2 separate regions of the Homo sapiens genome follow, and region 2 is linked to region 1. The links are chromatin loops, found by intact Hi-C in ENCODE. Cell type or tissue: B cell. All regions are shown on one strand.

Region 1 (2,500 bases):
TTATTATATAATATATATCGGTTAGGCGTGGTGGCTCACGCCTGTAATCCCAGCACTTTGGGAGCCCGAGATGGGCAGATCACTTGAGGTCAGGAGTTTGAGACCAGCCTGGCCAACATGGTGAAACCCCGTTTCTACTAAAAATACAAAAATTAGCCAGGCATTGGGCTCAGTGGTTCACGCCTTTAATCCCACACTTTGGGAGGATGAGGCGGGCGGATCACTTGAAGTCAGGAGTTCGGGACCATCTGGTGAAACCCTGTCTCTACTAAAAATACAAAAATTAGTCAGGCATGATGGTGGGTGCCTGTAATCCCAGCTACCAGGGGGCCTGAGGCATGAGAATCGCTTGAACCTGGGAGGAGGAGGTTGCATTGAGCTGAGATCAGGTCACTGCACTCCAGCCTGGGTGACAGACCGAGACTTCGTCTCAAAAAAAAAAAAAAAAATTGTCCAGGCGCAGTGGCTCACGCCTGTAATCCTAGCACTTTGGAGGGCTGAGGCAGGTGGATCACGAGGTCAAGAGATCAATACCATCCTAGCCAACATGATGAAACCTCATCTCTACTAAAAATACAAAAAAAAAAAAATTAGCTGGACTTGGTGGCACACGCCTGTAGTCCCAGCTACTTGGGAGGCTGAGGCAGGAGAATTGCTTGAACCCAGGAGGCAGAGGTTGCAGTGAGCCAAGGCCACTGCACTCCAGCCTGGCAACAGAGAAAGACTCCATCCCAAAAGAGAAAGAGAGAGAGAGAGAGAGACGGAGTCTTGCTCTTTCGCCCAGGATGGGGTGCAGTGGTGCAATCTTGGCTCACTGCAGCCTCGACCTCCTGGGCTCAAGCGATCCTCCCGCCTGGGTCTCCTGTGTAGCTGGGACTACAGGCATGCGCCACCATGCCCGGTTAATTTTTGTATTTTTTTGTAGAGACAGGGTTTCGCCATGTTGCCCAGGCTAAAAATGCATAGAATCTTATGGGACCTCCATTGTCTGTGCGGTCCACCTGTTGACCAAATGTTGTTATGCAGTGCATGACTGTACTGCCTCCTCAGTGAAGCCTCCAGAATCACTTCTCCTTTATAAACGAACTCCTTCCTTTGACTTAAGGCCATTTGCATGAGTTCCAGGGTAGCTCTTTTAACGGCTTTTCTGTGTGTATCTGCCTTAGCCTGAGAGCCCTTTGAAGACAGGGCTTACATATTTCTACCTCAGTGACTGCTAGTGGACTTCAACATCATCGAAGTACAGAACTTCATATCAAAATGTGCCTTGAAGGCCCATTTTACAGATAGGGAGACTGACTTCCATTTCCATTTCTCTCCCTGATGCCCCATCCATGCAAGGCGCTGGCCTGGCTAGTCAGCGAATCAAGGTCCGCAAGAGCCAGTGTCTGGCGCCCCGGGAGGGACTCCATTTCCCGAAACGCACAGCGCGCGCCCGATGCGTGCTGGGGAATGTAGTCCTGACCCGGTGCCCCGCCCCCGCCCCACCCCCGAAGTTTCCCAGCACCAGTCGCGATCCTCAGCAGCCCAGACTTTCGTCTCCTGTTGTCACTCACTACTTCCTGTGACTCCAAGACTGCCTTCCCTTACTCTACCCCTTCCTTCAGCCCCCCAGCTCTGATTCTTTCCCGAGACTCAGTGGACGCAGGGGTCCTGCCCCAGCCCCGACCCCAGTCCTCCCCCTGGGTGTACTCGAACCGGTGATCTAAGCCCTGAGCCCAGGTCCCTGAAACCTCAGCCCCAGGCCTCCTCTAAACCCTAGCGCCTGCTGTTTCTCACAACTCACCCGCTCACTCGTTACCTGACACCGGAGCCCTGCCCTTCCCCGCCAAGGCCGCTCCCCTCCCGGACCCGGGGGTGGCGGAAACCCAGACCCCCAGCTCCCAATCCCTCTGACTCCTGCGCCCCTCAGCGACCCGGCGTCCGGTCCCTCAGCCCCTTACCCAGACTTCCCTCCCTCCGGCTCATGCTGGCCCCTGGCTGATCCCGGCTCCCTTCACGCCCCCCTTTCGAGGGGGGAGAAAGGGGAAAGGGCTGGGGGCGTGGCCCGGGCGCAGCCAATCAGAGCCCAGACCCCAAACATTTCATCCTACCCCCCCTTTTGAGACAGGATTCCTTGGCCCTGAGCTCAGCTCCTCGTCCGTGGGGCCTAGTGGGGGAAGGGGCCCGAGGGGGAAGGCAAGTTGTCTGCCGGGTGGACAGGACCTCGGGGCTGGGGGTGTCAGGGCCTGGGAGGCAGCCCAATGTTCTGCCGCGGGCTCAGGCTTGGACCTGAGGCAGCGGCTGCTTTGGGTGTAAAGCTGAGGAGACAGGAGAGGGAACTGCCGGACTGGCAGGACAGGAATGCGCAGGCCCTCTCTCTAGTCTGGGGCGCGGCTTGCGAGGGAGGCTACGATGGGGGCCGTCAGGCTTGGGGCATGTTTGTCCAGACATACATCTCCTGGCCTATCTTAGATGGCTTCCAATCTCATTGTCACACCCACCAGGAGGGAGACAGATA
Region 2 (2,500 bases), 60 kb before region 1:
GAAGGATCAGGACTTGGGGCCTGACTCCCCTGCCTTTCCTCATTGGCTAGCCCCGATTCCAGGTTCTCCCATCACTCCAGTTTCCAACCCTCACCCTGACCCGGGGCTCCCCCGGATTCTCCCCCAAGTACCCTCTGTTTCGCCACAACAACCCAGCCTCTTTCCACCTCCCAACTCTACTGTCAGGCCCCCAGGCCCGTCTCGAGCCCCCTTACCTTCCCGCTCTCCCTAGCGCGCGCCCCACTTGGCCTCGGAGCAAGACCCCTCCCCCGCCCCCTGCAGGCCCCGCCCCCTCCCGCCTCCTCACCGGCCAGCGGCCCGGGCCGAGCCCGGCCACGGCTCCCACACACCCGCTCTCCTCCCCGCGCCCCGATCCTCCGGCCGAAAGGTGGCACCTCTTCGGGGCGTTGGAAACACCGCGAGACCGAGCCCGAGACCCGGCTTCGACCCCGAATCCGGGCGGGGGGGTGGGGGGAACGTGCACCGCTGCCCTCTCCTCCCGCCCCGGCGCGTTCTGCACCCCCCCCAGCAGGTCTCCGCGCACGCGCGCCGCGCGGCCCCACTCACCCGCTCCCGGCGAGCGGCTCCCCCTCCCCCCACCTCGCGCGGCACCTCAGCGGCGCGAGGCGGCGGCAGCGGCAGCGCGAGACCCGGCCCCGCAGCGGTGGCGGCGGCGGCGCCCCCCCACCACCACCTCCCCGGCGCGCGCACCAAACACCACTGCCACCTGCGCGAGGCCCAGCGGGCACAGGGTCTGCATTCGCACTTTCGCCACAGGCGCTGCCGGGGGACCCACGGGGCCGAGGGTAGCGGCTTCGCCTCGGCCGGCGCCCTGGGAGGCTCGGAAGTTGCGGCCCAGGGAGCTTGGAGATTGGCCGCATCCCCCGGAGAGTCGGCTTCGCCACGACGATCTAGATGCTGCGGCCCGGGACCTTGACGAATCGGCGGCGACGAAAGCTGCGACTAGTCCCTGAGGAAAAGGGGCGGGGCGGAGGGGAGGAGGCCAGCCAGCGCTGGGGAACCTTCAGTGGCGCGTTCTGCAGACGCAGATTCACCGGGCGGGCGGGGCGAATCGCTGGACAGGATGCGCGCCGCTTTGCTTCTCTTCCCCGTCCCTTCCTTGCACTGCCAAATTCTGAGAGGCTGCAGATTCGCCACTGTTCCCGGCCTCAGCCGTAGCCTCCCCTTCATCCGCCTTGGTGGAGTCAAGAAAATAACGGCCCGTTAGCCAATCCCTGCTGGCAGAGTCGACAACTTTTTTTGGATTTTTCTTACTGGCCCAAGTGAGAGAATAGCCCGCTTCTGTCCCTGGGGAAAATGCCTCCAGCCCAGCGCTCCTCTCAGAGTCCGATGAGAATTTTCAGCCGAGTATCGAGGGACCCGAGGAATTCTGAGGATCCGACCTGGCGAATCTGCGGATTCCGCTGTGGGCGGGGCCGAGTCAAGGGGCGGGGCCAGGGCGTGCAGAGCCTGGGACTAGGGGGCGCCTCCGGGAGGACCCACGAGGACTCACCCGGATGGGAGGGACGGCCGGGAGGTGGAAAAACACAACCGTGAGCGGTGACTCAGGCGGTTTGCCCCGCCTCGCACATAAATGCAGGGTACCTTTCCTTCCCGTTATTGCCCTTGGGTGTCTGGCTGCTTAGGATGCCCATTTGCCAGATGGGGAGAGTGAGGCCTGTAGAAGGTGCCCTACTTTGCCGTACTCAAACCCACCATTAGTGGTTAAATCCAGGGACCGCCTCAAGGTTTTCTGATGAGCCTAGTGGGGCCTAAGTGCCCTTAAATGGGCCTTGTAATAATAAACGAGGTCCTACAGGAACGGGACTGGACTGGTGTGTCCTCCTGGCGTCATGGTCCCACTGCCCGCTTCTTTGGCTATGGCGCCCTATGCTCACGGGATGCCTCCGCACAAGGGCAGCAGCGGCCCAGGCCTACCCCTGGAACTCGGGCTGAGGTTTCTGAAGGCTGGGCACCGTTTTGATCCCGTGTGGGCGCAGGCACTCCCAGGAGGTCCCTTTTCCTGAGCTGAGGATGCCCCAAGCTCCTGATATGTGTACATCAGGCCCTCGCTATATGGCCTTGGGCAAGTCATTGACCTAAGTTTCAGAGTCTTCCTTTAAACTTGGATGTCAATTTGTACACATCCGAACAGTGCAGAAAAGACCCTTAGAGCCTGGTTTATGCAAATTCACCATTTTAAGTAATAGGAAAAGGTGGAAGGGAGACTTATCCAAGGTCTCACACCACAAGATAGAAGAAGATTAGGACTCTACAATTTTGAGGGAAATAAGGCTGAAAAAAATAATTTACGTGGAGGCATAGGTGTTGAGATCAGATTCCTTTCTGTTCCAGTTGAAAGGCACTGGTTCCTTTTCTCAAATCAAAGAGAGATTCCCGTGTGAGGGGTAGATAGTCCAAGTTCAGTTTCATGGACTAGCTGTGTGGTTTTGGGCAAGATCTTCAGCCTTCTTGGGCCTGTTTCCTTATCTCTGAAATG

What was found. Peaks named below come from ENCODE experiments on the same cell type or tissue, not always from the same donor. Only the 100,000 strongest peaks of a DNase experiment are listed, where the experiment ranks them.
Region 2: it touches region 1 in a loop (13-fold over the local background); 9 of 110 quality-filtered maps call a loop at or near these places.

What each region holds. Positions count from the first base shown.
Region 1 is chr16:30,896,112-30,898,611 of GRCh38, reverse strand. CTF1 (cardiotrophin 1) reads right to left here and starts at 1,998. Exons shown (of 3, transcript NM_001330.5): 1 at 1,944-1,998. The coding sequence starts at 1,968. RefSeq lists enhancers at 1,412-1,461, 2,325-2,500. In B cell, CTCF peaks have their summits at 736 and 943; a DNase peak (open chromatin) is centred at 1,431; H3K4me3 peaks cover 1,317 bases; H3K27ac peaks cover 1,278 bases.
Region 2 is chr16:30,956,192-30,958,691 of GRCh38, reverse strand. It overlaps SETD1A (SET domain containing 1A, histone lysine methyltransferase), which reads right to left and starts at 938. Exons shown (of 19, transcript NM_014712.3): 1 at 728-938. RefSeq lists silencers at 230-319, 460-679 and enhancers at 1,280-1,409, 867-1,630. In B cell, a CTCF peak has its summit at 1,537; DNase peaks (open chromatin) are centred at 971 and 1,461; H3K4me3 peaks cover 1,857 bases; H3K27ac peaks cover 1,804 bases.